2 separate regions of the Homo sapiens genome follow, and region 2 is linked to region 1. Evidence: read pairs that join two places in POLR2A ChIA-PET (ENCODE). Cell type or tissue: endothelial cell of umbilical vein. All regions are shown on one strand. Each heading gives the region's core, and the rest is flanking DNA. Links, peaks and the distances in the headings are about the cores only.

What was found. Peaks named below come from ENCODE experiments on the same cell type or tissue, not always from the same donor. Only the 100,000 strongest peaks of a DNase experiment are listed, where the experiment ranks them.
Region 2: POLR2A ChIA-PET joins it to region 1 with 11 read pairs; 2 of 35 experiments call an interaction of 5 or more read pairs at or near these places.

Annotation. Positions count from the first base shown.
Region 1 is chr18:3,655,135-3,670,592 of GRCh38, forward strand. The region is part of intron 7 of DLGAP1 (DLG associated protein 1); the gene reads right to left. DLGAP1-AS6 (DLGAP1 antisense RNA 6) reads left to right here. Exons shown (of 3, transcript NR_188002.1): 3 at 375-1,148. Among named protein-coding and RNA genes, the nearest start is that of DLGAP1-AS6, 9.8 kb to the left of the region's middle. RefSeq lists a silencer at 10,635-10,929. In endothelial cell of umbilical vein, for the core only: no CTCF peak of the experiment used is centred there; no DNase peak of the experiment used is centred there.
Region 2 is chr18:3,788,141-3,803,598 of GRCh38, forward strand. The region is part of intron 5 of DLGAP1 (DLG associated protein 1); the gene reads right to left. Among named protein-coding and RNA genes, the nearest start is that of DLGAP1-AS3, 82 kb to the right of the region's middle. In endothelial cell of umbilical vein, for the core only: no CTCF peak of the experiment used is centred there; a DNase peak (open chromatin) is centred at 6,681; H3K27ac peaks cover 2,253 bases.

The sequences.
Region 1 (15,458 bases), core at 4,738-7,237:
AGCCACATCTCCCTTTAAGTTGAAAACTCACCCGAAAGCCCACTACCTCTTCCATGCAGCCTCCCCTGATTAAGTGAGGATGAAGAAACCTCCAAAGCATGGCCGACAAACTCCCAATAAACGAGAACACACACCCCCCCAAAACAAACACAGAAACTCACAAAAGAAGAAAATGACACATTCTCTACTTTTGATTTGTGAAACTCCTATGGGGCTAAGGAGATCAATTTTATACCAATAAATCATTTCAGAAAATGAAGTCATTTTAATATTCTTGGGGTTACTCAGCAAAACACTTTGCTTGGACGTCTCTTTTGTACTTTCCTTAAATTCTTCTTCCTTTTCTTCTCGGCTTTTTGAACGTATGACTGAAGGGAACTGCCACTCACTGACACGGACAACAGTAAAGGAACTTGGTCTTCACTATGCCTCATAGTGGTGGGTCACACTGCCCAGGAGGAACCCGCAATGAGACCGGCAAATGCCTTAACCATCTCATTGTCTCATCAGGAAGAAGCTTAAATGACTCTTCTTGCTCACATACTTCCTGGGCAAACATGTCTGCTCTGTTGGGATAAAGGACGCTCTAGACCAGGCTCTGCTGAAAGATCCAGGGCAAAGGTTCCTGACAAGACTATGTCCAGCCTCAAATAAGGCCACAGAAGAGCCCAGGCTCGCTGACGAGCACCGGCTCCGAGGCAGTCACATCAGGAGACAGAAACAGACATGTTGGTGCTGCCCTCTCAGGTCAGTGCAAATGCCACTTGAGGAGGGCTGAGAGCTTTGCAGCATAAAATGACCAGAACAAGGAGAAACACAGATGCAATGGCAATAGCTGGCAATTCGCACATGGCGTCAAACACCACTGCCACAGAAGCTTTTTAGCTACAAGCCACGCTATGCAACCTTTAAGCAAAACATTATTGATTTTGTGGTTGTAAAAACATACCTTCAACTGCAGAACTCAGTTTTATGACACCTTGAATAAAAACAAAAAGTGGCAGTTATATAATGGACCCAAATCGCCTTTTCCAGGCTTCTCATAACACACGCATGCTTCAGATTTGGATTTTTCTTTTTCTGCTGGCATTGCAAGAACGTAACTAAACAAATATCAACTTCAAAAATAAAATAATTTTTAGTCTTAACTAGGTCTCATGGATGTCTTCTTTTCCCCCACTAAAACCATTTGGGGAAATTTTTCACTAAAAATGGGATCAAACATGTTTTTGGATGGGACAAAGGCCAAGTCTGCCTGAGTGACTATTTCTGTGTATAAATTATACCAGATTATGGATCAATAAAAGTTCACACAATAGGATGCTAGGGACCAGCACTTCCTCTTTGATACTGTATCTAGAGATCATCTGATGCATGTTAGGACAGAGTTTCTGTTGAAACATGTAACAGGTGGTTAAAAACCATGGTGTGATCTGGTAACTTTCTTCTCTGGGGTGGTTGGGCCAGAGCCCTTTTCTTGGTCTGATGGGTTTAGATTTCAGCTCCCTCAAGTCAGAGAGTGAACGGGTTATCTGAGCAAGTCAAGTTGTTCATGAAGCAAGTCAGTACCCTTGACTGATATTTATGCACCTTTGCAGTGAATTTTTTTTTTTTTTGAGACAGAGTCTCGCTCTGTCACCCAGGCTGGAGTGCAGTGGCGCAATCTCGGATCTTGGATCTCGGCTCACTGCAACCTCTGCCTCCTGGGTGGACGCCATTCTCCTGCCTCAGCCTCCCGAGTGGCTGGGACTACAGGCGCCCGCCAGCACGCCCGGCTAATTTTTTGTATTTTTAGTAGAAACATGGTTTCACTGTATTAGTCAGGATGGTCTCGATCTCCTGACCTTGTGATCCGCCCGCCTCAGCCTCCCAAAGTGCTGGGATTACAGGCGTGAGCCACCACATTTGGCTTTTCGGTGAATTTAAAGGTGAAAATACCAAACTAAGATAAATTAGACCTGATAACAATCATTTGATTTAAAGAGCACTTTTTATAAGTCATAGTTAAAAATAAATAATATTATCTAATCTTACGCAATAGTCATGATCATTTAGGCTGAACAAAAATGTCTGCAGTTTCATTCGGTTGAAGTCCTGGTTCTCTTTCAAACTGGAGGAGTTTGCAAACAAAATTCTTTTCAATACTGGTAAATCAAATTGGTATCTGTATGAACATACACTGATTTTTAACAGATTATGTTCACATTGCTCTTCCTTATGACTTTCTGGAAAAGCTGCTTTTAAGTTTGTTTCCTATTGAATTTCATCTTTCCTGCATAACCAATGGTGTCTGGTCCAACGTTGAGTAAGAAACACTATAGGGGAGGAAGTATGCATATACATGTCCATATGTTTATTATAAATTTTGCTGATACGAAAGATATGTGGCACACAGTCTATAAGTAACAATGAAATATACAGTATTCTTTATGGCAAATTCCATATAGTGAATTGGTTCCCATGGAATTCTTTTTTTTTTTTTTTTTGAGACGGAGTCTTGCTCTGTTGCCCAGGCTGGAGTGCAGTGGCGCGATCTCGGCTCACTGCAAGCTCCGCCTCCCGGGTTCACGCCATTCTCCTGCCTCAGCCTCCCGAATAGCTGGTACTACAGGCGCCCGCCACCGCACCCGGCTAATTTTTTTTGTATTTTTAGTAGAGACGGGGTTTCACCGTGTTAGCCAGGATGGTCTCGATCTCCTGACCTCGTGATCCGCCCGCCTCGGCCTCCCAAAGTGCTGGGATTACAGGCTTGAGCCACCGCGCCCGGCTCCCATGGAATTCTTTTGTTCATCTTGGCCAAACTCTTGTATCTGTAGCCAGCAGTTCAACCATGATCAGACAATCATTCATTCAGTTGCATCTCAGTTTGCCCTTTTCCCAACAAACTTACTATTATTATATCTTTTATGTGATATAAGTTATTTTTATTAAATAAGCCTCTTTCAGCTTCAATACTATGTCAGTACCCATACCATGGCATATTTGTCACTGTACATAAAGTTGGGCAGAGATGTGCAGTGATCACACCAGCATGTAGTATTTCCACCATACGGGTATGGTAGAATGTAACCTCAAGAGCATGGATAGAAACATGACTAGGAAATGATGAGTTTTAAATGTTTATAACTTTTGTTTTTGATATAATTTATCTAATTGTAAGTTACACAATTTAATTTGTAATAATGGGCTTCCAAAATGTCTGAAACTGTAACGTCTGGCTCTTGCAAGCTGGTATGAACCCGCTTTAGGGCACCACTGCCATAACTGATGCTTCCTTGTGTCAGGCCCAGGGAAGACCTTGAACTTCAGAATACTTCCTGAGATCTTCATAAAGGGGGTAATCATTTAATTGAACAAGACAAATGGAAGTAAACTTAGGATTTGCTATTATTTTTTGCCAGTTATTTCAAAACCTGTGAAGCCTTTCATTGCAAAAATAAACTATACATACATCACCTTAGAGATAACAGTCATTGACAATCAACTAGTATAATCACAATATAAATGGATTTGACATTCTTTTGGTCAGGCAACTAAACCAAAACGCAAGGTCAGGTACAAGTAATTGACTTATTAAGCAATGACCTCATCTTTTCAGAGTAGAATTCTTATATACATCAGAATATCAAGTTTTTCAGCCATATTCATTTTTGAGTATAATCATGGTGTCAGCAAATGTCATTCAACTGAAAAGACAACAATGTGCTCTGATCAGTATGTAGAAACAGAGTTCATGCAAGAAAACAAGAAAATTTAAACAAATCATCAGGGAAGACAGGGGTGGCAGTGAAGGAGAGCCCAATCATCATTTACTGAGTTGGGGAAACAAGGTAAGCTCAAATACAAACAAAAATTAGATCTGTAATTATCAACATTGTTTTAAGAAAAACGTGTGATTCACTAGCTCCAAATAGACTTCTCTTATATTTTTAAACCCCAAGTCAAATTATTCTGTATAGTAAGGTAGGCCTTTATATTGGGAAGTAACTATGTTACAGTGAAAATTTAGAATTAGCTATATCTAGTTAGATACCTTATATTAACATGATACACAAAATTGTACAACGAGTGGGAAAGATCATTTATCTTAAAATGTAAATGTTTTTAAAAATTTTGAATATTTAAGAAGGGATTGATGTTGATATTAAAAAGCTACACATAGCACTGCTGACTTCCAGGACACACAATAGACATTATCTGGTGTGTGGCTGACATTGACATTGCCTGGAATTCAGGGTAAGCCGTAACACATACATTTATACACACACACACACACACACACACACACACACACACACACGGATGCTACCACCCCCCGCCGCCCCCACCCCCGGTTTCTTTTTCATAGTCTGCAGAAGTGTTTGAAAATACAATTGAAAACAACAACAAAAAACAAACTCAACTGTTTTTCTCTCAGCTCAATATCTTTTTTTTTTTTTCTTATTTTTTGAGACAGAATCTCCCTCTGTCGCCCAGGCTGGAGTGCAGTGGTGCAATCTCGGCTCACTGCAACCTCCGCCTCCCAGCTTCAAGCGATTCTCCTACCTCAGCGTCCCGAGTAGCTGGGACTACAGGCACGCCTGACCACACCCAGCTAAGTTTCGTATTTTTAGTAGAGACAGGGTTTCACCATGTTGGCCAGGATGGTCTTGATCTCTTGACCTCATGATCCGCCTGCCTCGGCCTCCCAAAGTGCTGGGATTACACGCATGAGCCACCGCGCCCGGCCTATTTCCCTATTTCTTCTACTTCATCTCACATGACTTTTCCCCTTATTCCGGACCCATTAGCCACATGGTTTCTTTCTGTGCTTTGCAATGCTATTTCCTTTCTGCCCTTGGCTGGTGTACTTGCGGCTCGCTCCCTCTTGCCTGCTGCCCTAAACTGCCCAATCTTCCTATAACCAGCTCTTTTCTTTTGTTCACATTTGACTTCAAATATAACTTCCTCAGAGAGTCTTCCTTGATTACTATATTTAGAGCAGGCCAGAAATAACTCTATCCCATTGCTCTTATTTATTTATTTGTTTACTTAATTTTTATTTTTTAAAAGGATTGGGGGTGGGGGTCTCACTTTGTTGGCCAGCCTGGCCTTGAACTTCTGATTTCAAGCAATCCTCCAGCCTCAGACTCCCAAGTAGCAGGGACTACAGGTACCTGTCACCACAACTGGCTTTCTTTTATTTTTTAAAAATAGCACTTTTCACTGTTTGCAGTTATCTCATTGATTTCACATCTGCGTCCTTGTTTACCTCTGTCCTCCTCATTAGAATATAATCAGAAGGAGAGCAGGAACCTGGTCTGTTTTGTTTGCTGCTGTAACTCCTCTGCCCAGAAATTTGTAGCATAGAGCAAACACACAAAAAATATTTACTGAATGAAAAGGTGATCATTCCCGAGTATCCTCAAGGAGGATCTTATCAATCCCAGCAAATGTACTTCAAATACGTTATTTCAATTATGGATGTTATTGAGCTGAGTACTGAGATTTCATTATATTGACCACTGTCTATTTCTACTCAGAGGCTGTTCTTTATAGGGAGTTAGTCAAAATCTATGTGCAGAGTGAATACATATAACTTGCAGTAAATATTTAGGTGTTTTAGGGTTCCAATATTGGCAAGGTATCTGACAAGTAAGTTTATTGGCTACTTGGAGACAAAATTACGCCCTAAATGGACTTCAAGAAATATTAGTTAACTAACTTTATATTCAAATACCTCAATAATCTGCAGTTCTCTTGTCTCAACTGTCATCACCCTGGGCCAAATTATGACAGCAATGTTCACAGGAAACTGTATGATAAGGCACAATAGAGAAAGAGGAACTAAAAAAGAACTTCAGCCTTTAATATCCTTTTTCTAAGTTATTCCCATGCTGCAGGTGGAGAGACTTTTTCAAAAGATCATGTGACAGCCTTCCAACTCTTATTTTATTCATTTATTTTTTAGATGAAGTTTCACTATGTTTCTTAGGCTGGTCTCAAACTGCTGTGCTCAAGTGATCCTCCTGCCTCAGACTTCCAAGTAGCTGAGATTATCGGCATGTACCAGAGTGCCCAGTGAAATTCTTAAGACAAAAAGCCTTAACATGACTGCAAAACCCTCTATGATGTCACTTATAGGTGAATAAAAATGGCCACAAATTCTTCCACACTCCTCCCACAGACAGGTGGAGGCTATGTCTCCTCTCCTTGAATCTGGGTAAGCTCTGTGGCTGCTTTGACCATTAGAATACAGAGGAAATGATGCTGTCTGCCCAGATCTCATGAAACAGGCAGCTTCCCCTCTGGTGTCATGGACCACTCCCTCCGGGAAGCCTGAGACAGCAGGTTACAAGTCCTGAGACGGTCCTGATGGAAAGGCCACATGCAGACACTCATAAACATCAGCTGAGCCTAAGTGTCAAGTTTAGGCAGAGGGAAGAAGCTGTAAGGTCTTTTTTTTTTTTTTTTTTTTTTTGAGACAGAGTTTCACTTTGTTGCCCAGGCTGGAGTGCAGTGGCACGGCCTTGGCTCACTGCAACCTCCGCCTCCTGGGTTCAAGCAATTCTCATGCCTCAGCCTCCCACGTAGCTGGGATTACAGGCGCCTGCCACCATGCCTGGATGATTTTTTTTTTTGTATTTTAGCAGAGATGGGGTTTCACCATGTTGCTCAGGCTGGTCTCGAACTCCTGAGCTCAGGCAATCCGCTCATCTTGGCCTCCCAAAGTGCTAGGATTACAGGAGTTAGCCACTGCTCCCGGCCAGCTGTAAGGTCTTGAGAAGACTGCTGGTGAAGGCTGGGAGGACTGAAAATTGTCACTGGAGCCTGGAGAAAAGGTAACTCTATTAATGTAGTGGCAGAGAATTTGCTAACATTATCACTTGTAGTAATGTGGAAAATAGAAAATATACCCAAGGAACCCACGGATTTTAGTAAGAAAACTTCTAGGCAGAATGCTTAAAGTGCCATTTAAAAATTTAAAAAAAAAATTTTTTTTAAAGCTACACACAGTAAAAGGTGCAGGTAGAGAAAGATGAGTCAAAAAAGAACTGTTCAGTTTTCAAACAAAATTTGGAGACAATAAAGAGCTAGAATGTGTTGAGTAAAAACAAAACAAAACAAAACAAAAATTGTTTTAACACTCCTAGGGGGTGGCTGTAAAATACCTTTTAATGACTGTAGAAATATTTAAGGATGTACCTCATAGAGTTTCCAAAATAGACAAAAAGGCTTTTAAGAATCCTAAGGGTATTGTCCCACAGCACCCAACTCTGAGCCCAGACCAAAAAAGGGACTATCTTGAAGAGAATTGTAGGTATGTGTTTCATTTAACAGAAAGAAACCCAGTAAGATTCAAAGGATGCCCACAAAGATTATGAGAGAAGTGTATTAGTGGACACATAATCAGCTTGGACAAAGCAGGCAGAGGTAAAGTGCAAAGAGTCCTTAGAGCCCCCAGACTTTTATGGGTGAGACATAAGCTGAGAAGATTATTCAGCTGAAAGTGCTATTTCTTATGGAAAGGGGACAACTCAGAAGGTGCAACAAGAGTCTGGAGGGTGGATCCAAGAGCCGCAGAGAATCATTCCAGAGAGCAGGACTCGGCCCTCCAGCCAAGGAACTGGCAGCATGTGGATTTCAGACTTGCTATGGTAATGCCTGGCGTATAGCTGTTTATCCACTCTTTGAGTGGGAATATCCCAAGCACTTATCCCATCCCTGTATTATCAGTATACGTTGGACATATATGAGGCAAATACCTTTTTCATATTGAGAGGTCTTCATATTGAGAGAAATTGTATAAGACAACAGCATCAAATGGGCCCCATCAGCAACTGAACCTTATTTAGATGGTAAGAACCTGAATCTCGGCTGGGTGCCGTGGCTCACGCCTGTAATCCCAGCACTTTGGGAGGCCAAGATGGGTGGATATTCTGAGGTCAGGAGTTCGAGATCAGCCTGACCAACATGGTGAAACCCCGTCTCTACTAAAAATACAAAATTAGCCGGGTGTGGTGGTGCATGCCTGTAATCCCAGCTACTTGGGAGGCTGAGGAAGGAGAAATGCTTGAATCTGGGAGGTGGAGGTTGTAGTGAGCCGAGATCATGCCATTGTACTTCAGCCTGGGCAAGGAGAGCAAGACTCCCCCTAAAAAAAAAAAGAACCTGAATCTCAAACTTGAGCTTGAGATAAGGTTTTTGAAGTCTTTAGAAGGGGTGAGTATATTTTGCCTTACAGAAGATGTGAATAATTTGTGTCCAGAGGCTGAAGCATGGATGACTAACGATGACCACAGATTATTTGAAACTCTTCCTATTGAGAAGTGGCATCTTCGTTATTCCCTTTGGTCTGAGTGGGCTTGTGGACTGCTTTGGCCGTCACCAAGAATATGAAGGAAAAGATGCTCTGCCAGTATCTGGGCTCAGACCTTAAGACCTTAAGATTTCCTATCTCTTGTATAGGAACTGTCTCTGGAAGCCCTGAACTGACATGTAAGGAGTCTTGAAGCCGCAAGGCTGGAGGTGCCAATTACAGGTGCTCTAGTCAACAGTTACCATATTGCTACTGATCAGGAGCCCACACTCCCAGCCATTGAAATGAAGGTGCCAGGCATGTGAATAATGCTGTCTTGGACTCTCAAGACCAGCCCAACTGTGATGGTTAGTTTGTGTGTCAACTTGACTGGGCCATGAGGTGCCCAGAGATTTGAACAAACATTATTTCGAGTGTGTGTGAAGGTGTTTCTGGATGAGATTAACATTTGGATCAGTTCATTGAGTACAGCAGACTTCCCTTCCTAAGGTGGGTGGGTCTTGTCCAATGAGTTGAAGTCCTGAATAGAACAAAAAGACAAAGTAAGAGAGAATTCTCTGTCTCTGCTGGGACATCAGTCTTCTCTTCCCTTTGGACTTCGACTTGAACTGGAACTTACACAATTGTTCTCCATGTTCTCAGGTCTTTGGACCCAGATTGGAACTATACCATTGGCTCTCCTGGGTTTCAAGCTTGCTTGCTGACTGCAGATCTTGGGACTTCTCAGCCTCCATAATTATGGGTCAGTATACACACACACACACACACACACACACACACACACCCACACACACACACACACACGGATATACTACTTCTCTGGAGAACTCTGACTAATACACCAACTTCTAGCTGAATGTGGAACAGAAGAATTGCCCAGCTGAACCCTGCCTAAATTCCTGATTCAAAATCATAAGGTATAATATAATGATTGTTTTTCAGCTGCTCCACATTGGGGTAATAAGGTATGTAGCAACAGATGACAGACATAGTCAGCTGTGCATACATTTTCTGACTACACATGTGCCCTGTCCCTTAGCTCTTGGTACTCCAGCCACATCACCCTTTCAGTTCTACTAATATTGAATGCAGAATTAGCACGTGCCATCCCTCACCCTTCTTGATCCTTTGACTCTTAGCTAATGAGGATTTTCTCAGGGAAGTTCTCCCTGAGCCTCTAGATTAGTCCCTTTGTTACAATAGATCCTCCCACAAGAACTGTCTCTTTCTTTCAGCGCAGTTATCTCTGTGATTATTTGATTGACGCTAGTCTCTACCCCTAGATGGTAAACTCCATGAGAACAAAGGGTAAGACTGCTTTTGATCACCAGTGAATTCCCCGAGTTCAGCACCATGTCTGGACATAGTAAGTGCAGAATAAATATTTGTTAAGAAGGTGAATGAAATATTTGAAGCAGCTGATAAAGACTCCCTTCTCACCATAGCTTTTAATAACCATGTCAATATTCTTTTCTTTGCACCTTGTGAAAATCTGGGTTCTCAGCCATTGTAACTGGGAAAGACTGTGACTTAATATGAGGCCACTGGTCCTACTATGCTATTGTCTGTGACGGCAGCTAAGCACAACTGAAGTTGCTGGAGTTCCTTTTTGTAACCGCTGGGGAAGAGGAAGCACAAGAGAGCCTCTGGGTGTGTGGGCGCAGGAATGCATAGAGAAAAAAGTAATTAGTGCCTGTTCACATTTATGTCTTTAGTTGGAAATTAGGGAGCTCTCCTAAAAGTCTAAAGAAAATCGTGGATGCTCAAACTGTTTAAAATGTTTCTAAATTTAAGTTTAGAAACAATTTGTTACTAGATCAGGAGCTCTTCCCCCTCCCCCCAACCCCTTCCTCTAAAAATGGAAGAAATAATTGCTGCTTCCTTAGTGCTGTTAGGAAAATTCTGTACCTTCCATAACCATTGCTCTCAGTATTATTTTCTTAATACCTAATCTGAATTCCTACTGTTTTAAAATGCATTCCCCTACTTAGCTCTACGGATATGGAAAATACATGCTCCGCTGGGAATAGTCTTTCTTAAAATATATCTGCTCTGCTTAAAGATTAGTTTATCATTTTTGCCACATATAAAATAAGCTCAGGTCTCTACAAGTGCCCTTGTAATTTCCATTTCATAAATTTAAAAAATATTTTGTTTTACCTCGTTATATTTCTAATAGTGACCTCCAAATGGGTCTGTGTACGATATTTCATTAAATGGGTTTAGTAGGCTTCCAAAGGGAGAAAAGAGGATTTCCATTTCTGCATAATATTCTTGCTCTTTTAAGAAGAAAACACCTCTACAGTGGCAGGGCTAATATGTCGACAGGCATATTCCGTATCATTTATGTAAGTTAACACATTCTGAGGCTCTGCCCATTTCCACTTCTCTGATTTGTCCTCCCTCCCTGAGTGCACAATACTGCATTTGTCCCTTTTGAACATGTAACAGATTAAAGAGCTGGGCAGGAGGCAGATGTAGGGGCACCTTTGATCTCTCATCCTTGGAGGTTAAGGGAGGGCAGACACCTGGCGGCTGCCGAGCTGGAAACAAAACACAGGCCCAGACTGGAATTACCTTAAAGGGAGCCCGGCTCCAACCGCAGAGGCAGCTGGAAGCGCTGAATGGGCACCGGGGGAAGAGAGCCCCGCGGTCAGGCAGAGGACGCAACAGAGTCCTAACAATGTGATCCAGGCTACCCGAGAGCTGGTTAGAATAATCCTTCCTACGCAGAAAGACCCAGGAAACCTTCCAGGAAAGACTAGGCAGCCGCATTGAGAAAAAACGAAAAGTAAATCTTTTGCAAATAATATCACAAAACTTCCAGCTGTGCACAAATACTGAAGGGCAATTTTGATGACAATGCAGGAAGCTTTCAAAGAAAGGATTTTTAAACATATTTTTTCCTTGGCGGAACTCTTTTTAGTAAGGATTTCCACCTTTGCCCCAGGATCCTGCCAATGTTCTTAGTCAAAGCCAGACCCGAGTTTCCTAGGATTCTTCGGTGAAACTGCATTGCCCCCTGGCGTTTGTGTGCTGTCATTACGCCGCACAGATAAAGCCCATGGAACACCTACCAATCCGAGGAAGGATGCAGCTCCTGGTTTCATCTACATGGAGAAACCTCTCTTAAAACACAGGATCAGAGAATGCAGTTCTAAATGGCAAATCTAGACTTGGTTTGACAAGACATGGAATGAAACTTTGAAATTAAAACTCCTTCCTTTTCCATCCTTAGCAGAATCTCCTGAGATGTTCAAGTAGCTCTGGAAAGAAACTGATCAGATTCTAATCTGTCAATTTAAAAAGTTTTTTTTTAAACAATTTTTAAATTTGTTTTAGAGATAGGGTCTTGCTGTGTCATTCAAGCTGCAGTGCAGTGGTGCAATCATAGCTCACTGCAATCTTGAACTCCTAGGCTCAAGGGAGCCTCCTGCCTCAGCCTCCGTAGTAGCTGCAACTACAGGCGCCCACCACTACACCCTGCTAATTTTCTTATTTTTAAATTTTTTTGTTTTGTTTTAGAGATGAGGTCTCACTGTGTTGTCCAGGCTGGTACTCCTGACCTCAAGTGATCCTCCTGCTTTGGCTTCCCAAAGCTCTGGGATTACAGGCCTGAGCCACTGTGCCCGGTTGCTAATTTGTCAATTTTTTTTTTTTTGGGAGTCAGGGTCTCACTCTGTTGCCCAGGCTGGAGTGCAGTGGTGCATCTCAGCTCACTGCAACCTCCACCTCCCAGACTCAAGCGATTCTCTTGCCTCAGCCTTCTGAGTAGCTGAGATTACAGACATGCGCCACCACCACCCAGCTTATTTTTGTACTTTTAGTAGAGGCGGGGTTTTACCATGTTGGCCAGGCTGGTCTCAAACTCCTGACCTCGAACGATCCACCTGCCTCGGCCTCACAGTCAACAAATATTGACTGTGCTGCTTACCATCCATGTGAACTTGGAAAACCCTCTTAACCTTTCTTTGTCTCCTCCACTTACAAAATGAGGCTGATAATAGTAGCATATACCATCTAGTACCTAGTAAACACCCTTTAAGTGTTTGTGAATGATGAGAACTATGTGAGTTTTCCACTCCGGTGGACTAGGGAAGATTAAAAAACATTCTGTGATGTTGAAAGGGCTTGGACTTGGTTCCTGGCCAAGTCTATTAAAACCCCAAAACACAAAGAAATGCTCCAGGTACTGCGGTTTCTACCTGGCCTCAGTGCAAACCTAGAATTAAGTACATCTCTGACACTTCCAGGTCGGTGTGACTGGACCTCTGAGAATATGCTGGGGCCTGAGAGGGTCCATTCTTGTCCACACCAGGGCAGAGTTCCACCCCCAAGGCTAGGCCAGAGCCGGAATGACTCCAGGAGTAAGGCCAAGGGTGGTCTTCCTTGGCCCAGGTTCCTCTAGAATATGCCACTGTGGCATAAAAATGATTTTGAGCTGAAGGCATTTGATAAGAGGCTTATTTCTAAACTCCTTATCTGCCCCAAAGCAGAACCTCCTCCCAAAACTCAATTGTCATAAATCCCTTCCCACAGATTTTTCTGCAACCAGAGAAAGTTGACTCTAATACCAAAGAGAAGCCCACAGCACACCTAAACAGGCATTGTCACAAAACTATCATCTCCCATCTATTCTCCTAAAGGCCCATGATCTTTCTTAAAAGTAATTTATTTTTCCTTAAGTGCCCTTCTCCTCCTCCCCTTCTCTTGTTCAGATGGCACATAAGCCCCAAATTGTAAGTGCCCCCTTGAGGCATATTTTCCTGAGAACTCCCATACATAATGAACAGAAGCCTGTCTTTTCTTTTGCAGCCCCCAAAACACTGAACTTAAGAGGGTAAAGGAACAGTTTTTCCTTCCTTCGTTTCTTCTTTCCTTCCTTCCATGTTTTCTAGAGACAGGGTCTCACACTGTCATCCAGGCTGGAGTGCAGTGGTGTGATCATAGCTCACTGCAGCCTCAAAGTCCTGAGCTCAAGTGATCCTCCCCCCTCAGCCTCCAAGTAGCTAGGACTACAGGCACATGCCACCACACCCAGCTAATTTTTTTAATTTGCAAATTTTTGTAGAGATGGGGGTCTCACTGTGTTGCCCAGGCTGGGGAAAAGTTTTTCATCTTCCGTACCTTCTTCTGTGCCTTTGGCAAAATACTGGACTCCACTGTGCAAAAAAAAATCTCTGCTCAGGCCTTCAAAACAAGCTTCACATCTTGTGCCAAGCTATCCTCAGTCGAAGCAGTGGTGGCAAATAGACGCACCATAAATGAGAAATAGAATGCTTGGCCCAGTGCACTGGCTCACGCATGGAATCCCAGCACTTTGGGAGGCCGAGGCAGGCAGATCACCTAAGGCCAGGAGTTCGAGGCCATCCTGGGCAACATGGTGAAACCCCGTCTCTACTAAAAATACAAAAATTAGCTGGGTGAGGTGGCAGGTGCTACTTGGGAGGTTGAGGTAGGAGATCGTTTGAACCTGGGAGGCGGAGCTTGCAATGAGCCGAGATCGCGCCACTGCACTCCGGCCTGGGCGACCGAGTAAGACTCTGTCTCAAAATAAATAAATAAATAAATTAAAAAGCAATAGAATGATCTACATAATATTTGACATGTTAATATTCGTACAGCATCTTTGAACAAAGGCTGACAAATACAAGTGATAAGTGTTTGTTAAATGAAAATAAATGTTGTACAATTTCAGTCTTTAAGAAAGACAACGCAGACTGGTATTAGGGTTCCAGACCTTCCAGATGTTTTTCTTATTTTGCACTGCATCTTTAAAATCTTGCGTATTATTGATAAGGAGTGCTGGGAAGGGAAGAGCGTGATGCCTTTAAATGATACGGAAGAGGGGAAGGGAAGTGCTGGGTAGAGGAGGGCGTGGTCCCTGGCTAGGGCTCTACCCCCACGGACCTAGGCGAGGACAGGCACTCCTGCCTTCCTGCCCAAATGTTGCATTTTCCAAGACCACCTTGGCCCACCACACCCCCAACCTGGGCCTATAAAAATTCGAGACCCTAGTAAGGAAAGAGACACAAGCGGCTGGACGTGTTGGGAAACACATCGGCAGAAGAAGACACGAGTGGTTATGTGTCTGGTCATTAGAGAGCATGTCTGCGGAAGAGCACATCGATAGACTCCCGCACATGGATCGATGCCATCGACCCGCGACCTGCGGAATGAGGGAGAGTTGGTCCGGGGCAGTCAGAGGAGAGCCGGGCAGCGGGTGGCCCAACTCTAGGGGAAGGCCATCTTCCTTCTGGCTTCCTCAATGGCTGAGAACTACTTCTACTCAGTAAAACTTTCCACTCATTATCCAAGCCCCCATGTGATCCAGTTCTTCCGGTGCACCAAGGCAAGAACCCGGATACAGAAAGTCCTCTGTCCTTGTGATGAGGAAGCGGATCTAAGTGAACTAACACAAGCTGCCTATAGGGCTAAACTAAAAGAACACCCTGCGACACACGACCACTGGGGCTTCAGCTGTAAACATTCACCCCTAGACACTGCCGTGGGGTGGGAGCCCTACAGCCTGCCTGTTTGTATGCTCCCCTAGAGGTATGCGTAGTGAGGCACTGAAGAAGTGAGCCACATAGGGTGTGCGATGGGAACAAGGGAACCTTTCCCATTTCATTATAACGATAGGAAAAGAGTATATTGTTTTACAACAAAACAAAACAAAACAAACCCCTAAAAATTGTATTGCTGGAGTAAGACGATCGAAGTGAGATCGTTTTAACTACCGTCTTTTGAAGTGTAAGTGTGTGCAAAGCATATTCAGACTTAATACAAAATGGAACAGTGGATGACTAGAGAGATAAATGGTGCCAATAGCTACTAACAATCATGCAAAATTATACATCCTGTGGGAGACTGGAAACATATATTCATTTTCAAGAGAAGAGGTTAGAAAATGGAGACCTCTGATGCGATTTCAAAAGACGTGCAATCACCAATGAACACTTTTTGACTTCCTGGGAATTTCTCTGCATTACAAGCAAATCTGGCAACTGATAACTTCCTGGACAGCTGTCTCTCCCATTTATTCCCCCAATTCTTTTTTGGTAATTGTCAGCTAAATCTTTACATGAGTGTAATCTCTACCCTGCAGAAAGAAATTCATCTTAGAAGTTTTCATTTTCATTTGGCAAAGGATTTGGAA
Region 2 (15,458 bases), core at 5,678-8,177, 130 kb after region 1:
TCCCTAAGAAGAGGGGTATACAAGCATCTGTGCTTTTTCCAAAGTCTTTCTTCATCTGAAACATGAGAGTTGGACTAGTTATAATTCCTCAGTTTCCTTCCAGTGCTAAAATTTGATCGTATCGGGAAAAGATGATAATATGGCAGAAAGATAGGGAGGAAACTTTTAAAAGATGAAGATAGGTGACTCCAAAACAACAGAATAAGCTAGATGTTTTTGCCTCATTCCCCCCTGCTTAATCCTTTCAATCCTCACTGCTTGGGAAAGGTCAATTTTCACTAACCTGCCCTGCCTTCAAAGGAAGAGACCATGGAGAGTGAGTTGTTTCTATCCCACAAACATTTCAAACCTGTGAGATACTAAAAATAATTTCTACTTCTACAACACCTTTTTTTCTGAGGATTACAAACAACTATGATTAGGTTCATCTGGCAAATGGGAAAATTTGCTCTTTGGGTTAAGTAGCTTTTCAAGGTCATTACACGTTGGCAGGCTCCTCTGGCACTCAGCTTTGTGAATCAGATGTAATCCTTACAGGGTCGGGCTTGGCAATCCTATCACTATCATTCTAGAGCTACTTTTGCCATATAATGTAGCCATTATAAAGGAGAGCTACAAAGCACCTGTAAATACACAGAGAAATAGTTATGAATCAATGTTTAAGTGAAAAAAGGGTAGAACACAAAACTACATGTCCATTATTGTTACAGCCACCTAAAAATATGTGTGCTATGAACAAAACAGTGAAAACACATGCTGAAAACAAACAACAGCCACAACAAAACCATTCCTGTTCTGTGGTGATATTACAGCTAATTGTTTCATTTTCAAACATTCTTCTAATGTGACAGATCATTTATACATTTATCGATTCATTCGCACAATTAATTTAGCACGTACTCTGTGCCAGCACCTACAGTGCTAGTATATCACAGAAGAAACAGATGGATATTATGGTGCTAGTCCTTGATTGAGCCCTCGCTGTGAGTCTAGCAGGGGAGAGACACATGTAGACGAACAGTTCTGACACAGTGCAATATGTCTCGTAATGAGGGCCTTTCGGATAATTTACTAGAGAAATGTTTAGAAGATATAATTAACAGACTTTAATAACCTACTGCAATAGAGGCTGTGGGAAGAATGGCAACAAACAGAGAGGAAAGAACAAGTAAGAGTCTGAGCATGAAAAGCCCCCTTGTGATAAGTTTCAACACAGAGGTGCCAGGGAGCCATCCAGAAAAAGCTGGAAACTTCTCAGAGATGTGGAGCTCAGACGGAAGGCCGGGGCCGAAGAGGTAAGTTTGGGGGTTAAAGTCAAGCAGATAATAGATGAATCTGCAAGGGTGGATGAGATTGTCTAAAGAGACTATATTGGATAAGAAGAGGCAGTGATCAAGGCAGGACCATAGGGTGTATCAATATTTAAAGGGACAATGAAGGAAGGGGACCCCCAAAAGACACTGAGAAAATGTCTGATTTTTAGGAAGAGAGCAAAGAGAGAGGGGCATCACTTAAGTCAACAGGAAAGTTCCTAGAAGATAGTGGTCAACAGTGTAAAATATTAAGGAAATGTCAAAAAAGATGAGCTTGCAGAAATATCCCTCGGCTGTGGCATTTGGGAGGACATGAGTGAGGTTAAGAGTGATGAGGACCCAAGAGTTAATGAGAAATATCAAGGAGGTAACAGATATGAAACAACAATAAAAAGGAAATATCTGAATTTAGGCACCATGCTAAGATAACTAGCAATGATATTTTTAATGGTCAGAAGCTATGTTTTAGGAAATATCATAAGCAGTAGCTCTGATACATAGATTATTTCAGAGTCAAAGAAAATTCTTTTAGCCTAACTGTGGGCAAATGTTGGTAAGTTCTTCATGGCTTTCAAATATCAACTAGGTACAGTAGCTGACTTTTAGTTTGAGGAGATGCCTATTAGCCCCCAGATGGTATGTTAGAATCAGTGGAAAATTGTAAAATTCTCAGTCTCCAAAAAAAATTTTAGAATGACCTTCTTTCTCTTTGTTCAGTTGGTAGACAAGCAGATGCCCAGTGAATGGTGGAACTTGGCTCTTCTTTGTTTGGACAGTTTCAAAATCTTCCTAAGTCTTTGCTTCTTTTACTTTTTTTTTCTTTTTTTTTTTTGAGACAGGATCTTACTGTGTCACCCAGGTTGGAGTACAGTGGCATGATGATAGCTCACTGTAGCCTCGAACTCCTGGGCTCAAGCAATCCTCCTGCCTTAGCCTCCTGAGTAGCTGGGTCCACAGGTGTGCATCACCATGACCGGCTAATTTTTAAAATTGTGTGTAGAGATGGGGTCTTGCTATGTTGCCCAGGCTTGTCTCAAAATCCCGGGCTCAAGTGATCCTCCTGCCTTGGCCTCCCAAGTGCTAGGATTACAAGCATCAGGCATTGTGCCTGGCCAGTCTTTGTTTCTTTAATCTTTAAAATGAATAAGTTGGATTAGGTCATGATTTTCATTATCTAGTTGATTAGAGGAAAGCAGGAAACAGACATCAGATTTAACTCAAGGAAGAGTATTTGCCTGCATTTCCTTTTAAATTGGATATATCCACGAAAGAAGTTGGGGAAAAGGGAAGGACTCATGGCTTGTAGGGAAGTGGATAGTGCATTTGTGGCGGCAGGCAGTGGGGAAGGTTTCCTTTGCAGGAGTCATTGTGAGGGGTTTGGCAGGGCTTCAGCATCTGTCACAAGGGGGTTGGTAGATTTATGTGCTTCTCTAGGAGGCCCCTGAACTTGCTTTCAGCATGAGATAAATCACTGTCACTTTGCAGACAGGCACAGACAAACATGGAGGCTACTTTCGCTTCATTAAAACAAAAGAACCAACCAGGCTCCCGCAGATGTGGTTTCTGCCTCTCAGAAATGACAGAATCAATTAGTGCAGGTTCACCTAGATGGTACACCATGGACATGGCTTTTGGGCTGCGGCAATAAAGACCTGTCAACTATGATGATGTTTCTGGGGAACGGTGGGGGAATATGTGGCAGCTCCTCAGGATATGAAAAATGATATCCCTCAGAAAAGTAGGCACAGGCATTGTAATAATACACTTGACAAGCACCTTATCTTCTAGGAACTTTGCAAGGCATGATGATAATTACTAATCAAAATTGGCTTAATATAGCGTAGCAGTACTCACTAGAAATCAGCGCAGATGGGAAGGCTGTGAAAACCAGCATTTTTTTCTCTTGTAATTTCATATACAGTTGTTACTACAATGGTGTCAGAAAGCTCAAAGTGGCTTATAAGAACAATGGATCCAAAAGTTGGCTTGAGTCCAGAGCTGTCAAAGCTTAGTCTGCACTGTATGATGCCATTTATTGAAGGAAGGTGATGTGCACATGTGCGTGTGTGTGTGTGTGTGCACGCATGTGTGTGTGTGTTAGACAGGGAAAGAGATGGATTGATAGAAATCTTATTCAGACAAAAACACAATATTTACTTAGGAGTCAATGATAATCATTATGCAATACATGGCATTATACACAGTCATGTATTTTATGTGAATTAAAATGTATTTTCCTAGAGAGTATAACAATTTCAGTAATACTGAATGTAATCTACTGAAATGAAGCACAATTGAAATAAGCAAATGAAGCTGGGTGTGGTGGTACACGCCTGTGGTCTCACCTACTCGGGAGGCTGAGGCAGGAGGATTGCCTGAGCTCAGGAGGTTGAGGCTGCAGTGAGCTATGATTGTGCCACTGCACTCCAGCCTAAGCAACAGAGCGAGATTCTGCATTTAAAAAATAAAATTAAAAAAAGGCAAATGGGCAATTCATCATTTTTTAACAGCAAAGTAATGTGTTAATCCCTGTCTGCTCCCACGTCCACACTGGGGACCACCCCCCACCCCACTATAGCTGGCTGGCTAGAGCCCTACCCCAGGCCACATCTAACCTGGTATCATCGCACTGCAGAAGCCCTATGCCCCAGCCCTGTAACCAGCTGGCCCTGTGTACTCACGGGCCTGCAGGGCAGCAGCCCTCTTCCCTAACTCCAGCTGTGGGTACTTAAGATATTATGATGGGGCTGGGCACGATGGCTCACACCTGTAATCCCATCACTTTGGGAGGCTGAGGTAGATGGATCACTTGAGGCCTGGAGTTCAAGACCAGCCTGGCCAACATGGTGAAACCCTGTCTCTACTAAAAACACAAAAATTAGCCAGGCATGGTGGTGCATGGCCTGTAATCCCACCTACTTGGGAGGCTGGGGCAGGAGAACTGCTTGAACCCAGGAGGTAGAGATTGCAGCAGTGAGCCAAGATCATACCACTGCACTCCAGCGAGACTCCATCTCAAAAAAAAAAAGATATTATGATGGGACATCTGCCTTGGCGTCATACTGATCTCTTTGATGGAAACTTTGACCTCTTACTTCCCTTCTCTCAACCCCTTCTGCATGGAGTTTGGACCTTGAGCTCTGCAATTCCATTTGCTGTCTTGGCCTCCACTGCAGACCAGAAGGAATGGGATGGTCCCACTAACCTGACAATGTGTGGCACCACCATCTGCGGCCACACCTCACCATACAGGCCAGCTTCTTTGGGCACCTGTGTCAGCCCAGATTGAGCCTGTGTTAGCTGAACTGCTGGAATAATGTACTGGGGCTTGTGCATGTACCTTCCAGATCCTGTTGGTCCTGCCTGACCCCTCAGCCTTGGACTCTGGCCCTGCTTCCTGGACAGAGCAGCCTCAGGATGGCTCATGCTGCTGCCATCTGTGAAGCCTGGCCACCGTGCTTCTTCCTCCACCTGCGGCACTGCTGGTGTCTCGACCTCCCTCAGGGACGGGTTTGCCCAACCCCATTGAGCCGCTGGGCCTGTGGAGGCTTTTTCACTAGGAGTCTCAAGGCCCTCAGTAAGTATCACAGCTCACAAGTGCGGCGCTGTTAATATCCCATGGAATACGACTCGACCAATGAAAGGCAGGAGACCAGGAGGAATTAGCAGATGAATTGCTTGCCCTCTCTCTCTGAGAAGGACTGTTTCAGCACACCACGGTTCCATATGGCCTCTCCAGAGTCATCCATGTGATCCAATGGCCAGCTCTGTTTTCTTCCACAGCCCATGTCTGATCCGTGAATGCACCCTGCCAGCCCTGCCCTCAGGATGGGCACATACCTGTCCACTGCCCCACCCTGTTCTCACTCTCACTGTCCCGGAGGGCTGTGTGGCTTTCCCTGACTTCCATCCTTGCCTCCCTCCAATTTCTTCTCGATAGAGCAGCCAGATTTATTCCTTTGAAGTGCTGCTCCTCCACCCAAGGCTGTCAGAGTCCCCGTGTCACTCAGAGTACAACCCAAAGTATTGACTTCCATTCTTCCCCCTTCCAATTTCTTCTTGATAGAGCAGCCAGATTTATCCCCTTAAAGTGCTGGTCCTCCACCCAAGGCTGTTAGAGTCCCATGTCACTTAGAGTACAACTCGAAGTGCTCCCCGTGGCCCATGCTGTCTGGCTCCCTTCCCTCCTGCCTTCTTGAGCCTAGCTCTCTCTTTGCGCTCTCTGCTGTGGCCACCCCTGCTCTCCTGCATGGCCTCCTGCACACCAGGCACACCTCCAGGACTTGCTGCTTTCTGTCTGACTCACTTTCCCCTTGCACAGCTGCATGCCCCACTCTGCGACCCCCTGACACTATCCCCTTGTGAGTGTGGCCTTTCGTAATCACTTTCTCTGAACAGCACCTCCTCCTGCTTAACTTTTTCCTTCTTAGCCGTTATCCTAGTCTTCCTTGCTCTTTATGTCACTTATCTGTCTTGCTGGTTTTTGTCTTCCCTACTAGGATGCAAGCTCTGTAAGGGCAGGGGCTACTGCCTGTTTTGTTCACTGTGGTATCCCCAGTGTCCAGCACAGTGCCTGGTACACAGCAAGGTTAAGTACCAGCTGAACAAATGAACCCATGAATGAACGAGGACACCACATATACTTAAATGCTTCATTCCTAACTCTGCACGTCTCCTCCCTTCTCCTTTGTCAAGAAGGGCCTGGCTGGCTAGGTCCCAGTTGTCTCTTAGTTCCACCTGCCCTCAGACTCTCCTGTTTGGCTGCACAACTTCCTTTAACCCTTCTCTAACTGTGGCAGCATGGAAGGTGACAGCTTGGAGGTCAGTGATGAGGCAGGAAACTTGTTAGCTAGGACAGAACATATACAGAAGAGACTCAGTGCAGCTGACAGTGTGCATTATTGTGATACATGTTCAAAGCCCATCTCAATTATAGGCATGGATTCATTTATTTCTGACTTCAAAACTCTCCGTGTCAAAGTCTTGCTCTTACTACCTTGTTGAACTTGACTATAGCAATGGGGAATGGCACCTGGAAAGGGTCCCGTGGAGAACCCACCCAGGATGCTGTCAGTCAGCACTGACCATGGGGCTGAAGGTGGAAGGTTCCTCTATGTATAAAGAGAGCTTCTCACACTCGGGGCTTTTGTGTGGGACAGGAAAGGCTGACATAAAACAATGGGATTGAGTCATTCATGTGGGACCATACGTAGCCACAAAGGTGTGACTTGGCCCACTGCCCCCCTAGAGGGCAGATTGCAGAAGTTGGCAGAAATGTCACCTAATTATCAAGGTGGCTGTGTGGCTGGGAGTTACTGCTCAATCTATTCAGCAGCGGAGGAAGCTCTGCCAGTTCTCAGCACATAGGATCTGGCTAATCTGATAACATATGGAGGAGAAAAAGTGCGTCACTGGTTTCCTCTCGCACCACGCCTGACTTCTGCAAAGCAGCTTCTCTCCCACTTATCTCCCACTGCGAAGCCTTAGGCATTCATTCCTGTGTGATGGAGTCAGCATCCTGAAGAATATGGAATATCTTAGAGATGCAAACGATCCAATGAATACTTATTTATTGGTCAGGGAGAATGTAACTGAAGCCAATTTCCCTTGTGAGTTACTCACTTACTTCCAAATTGGCATGAGTGTAAGACTCCGTGGACATATATAACTCATTCTAGCCAGGATCCAGAGGATCACAGAGACACCCACTGAGTGTCCTAAGTGACAGGGGAGATGGATGTCATGAAAAGCCAGGAAGAAACCCCCAAATTCCTTGAAACAGACACAGAGATTTTCTTATTGGAAACTAAGCTAAACACTTATTTAAAAATATATTTTCTCCCTTGTCCTCATCTGTTTTCTTTTCTCTTTTCTTTTTTTTGAGACAGGGTCTCTCTCTGTTGCCAGGCTGGAGTGCAGTGGCATGATCTTGGCTCACTGCAACCTCCGCCCCCTGGGTTCAAGCGATTCTCCTGCCTCAGCCTCCTGAGTAGCTGGGACTACAGGCGCCCACCACCACGCCCAGCTAATTTTTGTATTTTTAGTAGAGACGGGGTTTCACCATGTTGGCCAGGATGGTCTCGATCTCTTGACCTCGTGATCTGCCCACCTTGGCCTCCCAAAGTGCTGGGATTACAGGCATGAGTCACCGCGCCTGGCCTGTTTTCTATTTTTAAATTTACTTGTATTATTTATTTGTTTGTTTATTTTTAGAGATGAGGGTCTCACTATGTTGTCCAGGCTGGACTCCCAACTCCTGGGCCCATGCGATCCTCCCACCTCAGCCTCCCAGGTAGCTAGACCGGGAGATAGATAGATAGGCACATCACCTATTTTCTTAGGGTTCCAGGGCTTGTTGAATACAAATTATCCAAATAAAACACAAAGGTTCTCCTCATATATACCAACCAAAACCCACAAAAAAATTTGTTATCCTTGTATTGTATGATCTCGTTGGACATCTGGCAGTGCTGGGAGGAATGAGCAGGTGGAATGAGCAGAGCCGCAGGATTGGGCCAGTCTTAAAGAGATGCTATCCGATGGTCAAAGGGCTAATACGATTAAGGAGTTAAGGACCAACATCGCCCACTGAGTTATTGCCAATTAGTAGCCAGGTTTCCCCAGCAGCCCCAAGCAAACATTATCACCAGCATTGATTACTGATATCGCCCTTCTGTATCTCTGTTCTGGGTTCTAATGCAGACATAGAGAGAGAGAAATTAATTTGTGATTAAGACAGGCAAAGCACTCAGAACTGTAGACTCAAGATTGTCCTGGGAAATCTTCCATAGTGAAGATTTGGAGGGAACAACTCTTCTCTTCTCATTTCTCACTGGCATTTAATACTATGGAAAACATTCTGGTTGTGGAGTGTGAAGTCCTGGGCTTTTGGTTCTGCCCATGACCTGTCATTAATGCAACAGATTCTCCGGTATACAAAGGGGCTGTTTAATAATCAAATGAGATACAAATGACAAACTTTTACAATTGTAAAAACTACATGAAAACTTAATGATTTCATGAGTACTGTATATGAAAAATGTTTCTAATAATTGTAACATTCCATTGGTAGGATTCAGGTAGTGTGTTCTCTTAAGAGGCCCTAAAGAGAGGGAACATGCGCTGAGTGACAGCCCAGGAGGAAGCAGACACGTAAGGTGAGCTCGATCCACGAATATGCTCTAGACCTGTCAGTAACAGCCGCTTAGCCACTGAGCTAAGAGCTGAAGTCAGCAGGAGATGGAAACTGTCGGATCCTCACCATGCTATCAAAGCAAATTCCAGCAGCAGGCACATTGCTGGTAAAAATAATGCTCAGAATTCATATTTTAATCACTTAAAATGCATTTACTCATAGTTTCTTCTTCATGGCTGAGGTGCATCACGACCCTTCCATGAGCTATTATACTCAAAGATAGAAAATAGTATCAGATGCTATGGACTGAATTGTTTTCCTCCTGATTCATATGTTGAGGCCCTAATGCCCAGTGTGATGGTATCTGGAGATGGGGCCTTTGGGAGGCAATTAGGTTTAGATGTGATCACAAGGGTGAGAACTTCATGATGGGAATAGTGTTCTTATAAGAAGAGACACTGGAGGCCAGGCACGGTGGCTCCTGCCTGTAATCCCAGCACATTGGGAGGCTGAGGCAGGTGGATCACGAGGTCAGGAGATCGAGACCATCCTGGCTAACATGGTGAAACCTTGACTCTACTAAAATACAAAAAATTAGCTGGGCGTGGTGGTGCACACCTGTAGTCCCAGCTACTCAGGAGGCAGGGGAATTGCTTTAACCCGGGAGGCAGAGGTTGCAGTGAGCCGGGATCGCGCCACTGCACTCCAGCCTGGCAACACAGCAAGACTGTCTCAGGAAAAAAAAAAAAAAAGAAGAAGAACACTCAAGAGCTCTCTCTCTGTCTGCCACGTCAAGACAGTGAGGAGGTGGCCCTATCTGCTAGCCAGGAAAAGGGCCCTCAGCAGAACCTGACCATATCGGCACCCTCATCTCAAACTTCCAGCCTCTAGAAAATAAACTTTTGTTAAGTCACCCAGTCTATGGTATTTTGTTATAGCAGCCTGAGAATACTACCAGATGTAGGTCAAAGGATGAAAAATATGAATAATAACAAAAGAAAGAAAGCTTTGTACTGTTAAAGGCTGGTGAGCATGAAAACAGAAGCTTCTGAACAGTTTTAAAGCGGGAGGGAGGGGTCAGGTGGGTCACTACACATAGTGTTGGAAGAGTGTGTTTTGCCCAAATTGATCAAATGAGAAAAGGACTCAGTGTATCATAATGTACTAGGGAAAACAATCTGGGATACTGTAAGTCCTGCTTCCCCAGTGATATGGTTTTGCTGTGTCCCCACCCAAATCTCATCTTGAATAGTAGCTCCCATAATTTCCACGTGTTGAGGGAGAGACCTGGTAGAAGATAATTGAATCATGAGGGCAGGTTCCCCCATACTGTTCTTGTCATTGTGAATAAGTCTCAAGAGATCTGATGGTTTTATAAGGGGAAACCCCTATCGCTTGGCTCTCATTGCCGCTCTTGCCTTCTGCCATGATTGTGAGGCCTCCCCAGCCACATGGAACTGTGAGTCCATTAAACCTCTTTTTCTTTATAAATTACCCAGTCTTGGGTGTGTCTTTATTAGCAGCATGAAAATGGACTAATATCCCCAGTCATTGAATTCCTGTAAACACAGGCAAACACATTAGTTTAGAATAGGTAAAACACTTAGTGTAACCAAACCCGAGGTTAATCATTCAACTTGCCAGTGAAACGCTTCCAACAGAGGAGAGGAGTCAGTGAGAGACGAATAAAGGACAGAGACACAAAAGCAGCCACACAGATCCATAGTCAGAGGACAAAGCTGGAGGCAGCTTGGTGGAGCAGGTTGCTTCATGGTCAGCCAGTGAGCCCTTTGGGGTCAATGAGGGAAGGAAGTACCTTCCTTTTAGGGACAGGGACAGGGACAGAGATGGACCTACAGGGATCAAAGGCTACAGGCAGCTACAATGTAGGAAAAAAACACAGTCCAGGGCCGACCCTGGGGGATTGACTTGGAGAGGAAAGTAGGATTCCAGTTCCCTGAGGAAGAGCCTCATGGGACTTGGCACATGGAGGGTGGTTGAGTACCCTGGTCTCTGAGCGTATCTGTTTCTATGGTTTTATCGTTGTCTATTCCCTCTAAGGTTGTTTATTTATTTACTTATGTATTTTTGAGTAACATTTGTAGCTTGCACACAGGAGATGCTAAGTATATGCTTACTGTATAGGGCATTCCAGGTGAGGTGCTTAACATAAGTTGCTCAGTTAACTCTCACAATATTTATTTAATAATAGATAATTAGAACCATTTTTAATTTAAAAATTTTAACATTCTGATCTCACTTAATGGCCTCAATAGACTTTTTTTTTTCTTTCTTTCTCTTTTGAGATGGAGTCTTGCTTTGTTGCCCAGGCTGGAGTGCAGTGGTGCAATCTCGGCTCACTGCAAACTCCACCTCCCAGGTTCAAGCGAGTCTCCTGCCTCAGCCTCCCCAGTAGTTGGGATTACAGGCACCTGCTACCACACCTGGCTAATTTTTGTATTTTTAGTACAGACGGGGGGTTTTCACCAACTTGGCCAGGCTGGTCTTGAACTCCTGACCTCGTGATCCACCAGCCTTGGCTTCCTAAAGAGATTACAGGCGTGAGCCACTGTGTCCGGCAATAGACCCATTTTAAAAATGAAAAAGAAAAAGCCACAACCAGAGAAGTCACTCACATAAGGCTGCAAATTTGTAAAGTCCAGATTTGTACACTGTTCTGCCTTCTCTTATTATTTCAGGCTGCCTCTAAGTCAGCAGGACTGGGACCCTACAGGCATGGGTGCTACCAGAAAGGGAGAGGGAAGAAGAGGAGTGTGGCTAAGGCGTGCTGTCCCTTCTGCGGGGGTTTCTTCATAGCGTTCCTCTCATTCCTGAAATTATTCCATTTCCAGTGGTATTGAGGGTGACCAGCAGACCCTGTTGTACCATGTCACTTAAAAAACGTAGTGCCTTTTTTTTTTTTTTAAATACAGGAAACACAAAAACATTGTTAATATTTTAAAATTATCATTTGAATTTTACATTGTTACCTCCGGGGCACAGTGAATGATCATGGAAGCTAGACAGAGGCTTGCCAAGCTGTCTCCCCGCAATACTCAGCTCAGCTACTTAAAGTGTAGGTGGTTGCTATGGGCAACCACTTAAATAAACTCAGGGAAAGTGTTGGGGAGTGAGGGCTGCGGAGTGCAGGCAGTTAATGGATTTACCTAATTCAAAACAAAACAAAACACCTATAAATTTTTCCCCAAGGATCATTCCTCCCTCCCGCTAATACTCCTCTACCTGAGATGATTGTTTTCTTTAAGACAGCCAAGGAAAGAGAAATGACAATGAGGATCTTAACCTGTTATCTGAATAGTGAAGTCCATCTCAAAATATTCAAAAAGGAAGAGAAGCTGGAAAATTCTAACTGTTGATCAAATATTACCACTGCTGTAAGTTAAAAAAAAATCCACCTAATTTTAAAATGGCCCCTAGATTGTTCTTCCCATGGTAGATTGCTTATACTCAACCCCGAGTGGCATAGTCTCAGAACCCAGTCTTCCCAGCAGGGAATTGGAACAGCAGGTTTTATGATTATACTTTCCTATTTTGGTGGGTGGGAACATATTTTACTTTATATCTTGCTTTTTGCTTCATTTTCATTTTCTTTAAGTGATTAAGTGCTTTGAGATGCCAAGCCTTCATGTTTATTGAAGTTACTTTTACACTTTTAGCTAATTCCTGCACTCTTGTCCAAGGCCTGTACTCCCATGACCATGCTGATATGTTATGAATATCTCTTTTTGTTATAACTAGGCCTTTTTGTCTTCCATTCCTTTGCATAAAGAATATTACCCATTCAACTAGGGAAGTGGTTGTATAAATTATAGTACAGGAATATAATGGAATACTTTGCCATTGTTAAAAAGAGTGTGGTTAACCCACAAGCATTTATATAAAACAATGTTTAAGACCTAATTTCAAGTGAAAAGAGCAAATTGTAGAACAGTATGTATAAAGAAAGTTTAGACATGGGTATATATAATATATGCTTAGAACATTTCTGAAAAGATTCATAAGAAACAGAATTCTTACCTCTATGGAGGGCTAAAAAGGGAATGAAGAGGGGAGGGGGACTTTAACACATTATTAAAATATTTCTTGGTGGTGTTAAAATTTTTATGAGTATTATATTTTGTAATAATAAAAAAGGAAATCTTCCCATTATTTCTAAATAAAAAAGAGACATGTGGGTATGGTGTATATTGGAGAATGGCGTATCACTACGGCAAGCAAGACAAAATAATAGCAGCAGCAACAAGGAGATCTGACCTGTGGTATTAGGCTGTTTTTGGGTCACTAGAAAGAAATACTTGAAGCTGGGTAATTTATAAAGAAAAGGGTTTTAATCAGCTCATGATTCTGCAGGGTTTATAGGAAGCACGGTGCTGGTAGCTGCTTCTGGTGAGTCTTCAGGAAGCTTACAATCATGGCTGAAGATGACAGGGTGTCAGCATGACACACGGTGAGAGCAAGGGAGCAAGAGGGTGGGGAGGTGCCACACTCTTGAACAACCAGATCTTGCGTGAACTCAAAGTGAGAACCCAGTCGTGTTGATGAGGACGGCACCAAGCCATTCATTAGGGATCCGCCCCCAAGACCCAAACACCTTCCACCAGGCCCCACCTCCAACACTGGGGATTACATTTCAACATGGGATTTGGAGGGGACAAACACCCAAACTATACCACCTGTCCTTGGTTGGCTTTTGATTTTTGGTGTCCTTATTTATCTGTGTAACTTCGTATATCAGCCCTTTCCGGTACCATCCTAATCTCTGCTTCTACCATTCTTTCCCTGCAGCAGTACAACTTTCTCTTGTCTCTTACTTGATTTCAAACTGTCTCCAATTTGTCTCTCTCTATCTCATCTAGAGGCAGGCTAGTATAGTGGTTGATAACATGGGCTCTGAATTCAAATCCCGACTGTGACACTTCTAGCTCTGTGACCTTGGAAAGTCAATTAAATTTATGTGCCCCAGTTTCCTCCTTGTATAACCTAGTTAATAATGATTCTTGTCTTATAGGTACTATTAGTTATTATGTGAATTGTGTCTGGCACAGAGGAAGTGCTTCTAAGTGTTAGTCATTACTATTCTTCAAGGTGATTTTTTGGGGGGTTAAAATTAGATATATTTCAACAAGAAAAACAAATAAAGAAGCCAAAAGAAAAAAGTAAGAGAAAAGCACAAGAAATGCAGCAAAAACCACCCAGAAAGCCTCTTCACGAGAAGAATGACTGCTGAGATGTTAGAAGATATCCTTCCATACATATATACTCATGTAAATAATATAGAATATACTTTCATCTAAATAAGAAAAAAAATCTCTCTTGTAATTGGCTTTTTGACTCCACGCCACGCAGGCCATCTGTGTTTTTGTTTGTTTGTTTGTTTGTTTGTTTGTTTTTTTGAGATGGAGTCTTGCTCTGTCACCCAGGCTGGAGTGCAGTGGCGTGATCTTGGCTCACTGTAACCTCTGCCTCCCAGGTTCAAGTGATTATTCTGCCTCAGCCTCCCAAGTAGCTGGGACTACAGGTGTGTGCCACCATGCCTGGCTAATTTTTGTATTTTTAGTAGAGATGGGGTTTCACCATATTGGCCAGGCTGGTCTTGAACTCCTGACTTTGTGATCCGCCCGCCTCGGCCTCCCAAAGTGTTGGGATTACAGGCATGAGCCACCGACCCCGCCACGCAGGCCATCTTTCTAAAACAACACTTACATCACTTCATTATCTGGCTCGGCTATCAGTGGTTTCCTATTGCTCACTTTATTAAAACAAAATGAATTCTCTGGATATGTAAGGATCTTACTTAGAAAAGTCCTCACTTTCTATCCAAAGATGGCTTCCCATTTTTAAATACTCTTCTAATACATCAGTCAGCTTAATTTCTTTATACTCAGACAAAATTCCTCCTCCGTAGTCTGTTGCCTCTCAGTGATTATTCAGATTCCAAATCGAATCCTTTCTCTTTCATGAAGTCATCCCTTCCTATTTTCAATTCCTATTAGTTTTTCTTTTTTTTGGACAAATATAGCACTTTTAGTTAGCGGTAACATACATAATGTAATTTCAAAACTTACAAATAATGATACAAAATTGTTTTCATTGCTCTTGGCGGCACTGAATCGTATATGTGCAGTGGAGACAGAGCCTTATAGCTCTCTTGTCTCCCTCAGGGCATTTAGCAGCTTGAAAACTTTGATTCCTCTGGAAAGAAGTCTTGGTTGAGAGTGAGATGACTTGGGTCCTAAACCTTGCTGAAGAGCTTAAGCGAGGCACCTCTTTACTTGGGGCCTCCATATCCTCATTTGCAATATAAAAGGGTTGGAATCATCTTTGAGGATCCTTTTAGTTTTGCTTCTAAGATTTTTTATTCATTCTCTCTCTGAAGAAAGGCTACCTAAAAATAATGCCATTGGTAAAGTGGTAAATGTTTAGAAACTGACTTTTTGGGAGGAAGAAGCTCTGCCTCGTAGAGCGTGTCGATTTCCATGGTGTAAATATTTCCATCACGGCCAATATCAGGCTCCCAGGATGACAAAACTGAATATGGAGTTGGGAAGAGATGTCCACCATTGGCTCTCATTGGACGACTGGACCCCCCCTAGCATTGTGGAGTGGCTCCTTTCAATGAAGAAATGCAGCCTCAGGCTAGATGAGCACAGCCAGCTAGCTTCGTCTCCAGCTTCTCTCACTCTAAAACTCCAACACAATCTTTCTTCACTGAGTGGAGAAGGCGACGACAATGGAAAGTGCTCCCAGCTTGGCTTTTCAAACCCAGGCTCTGAAGGCACAAACCCCAGGAGGAGGCCAGTCTTCTCAGGCACTTGTACCCACAGCAGTGTCCATCTCTTTTGGAATCTGGCACAGGAATGATGCTACCGAGGTGGTGGCAATTTTATATGCAGTTGGTAATTTGGATCTGTTCCGAGAGCTCTCAGCTCTGCCTTTTCTGGGAAAGAGGTGTGGTCCAAAGAACTAAAAGAAGGTTCTGAGCTGTAAGT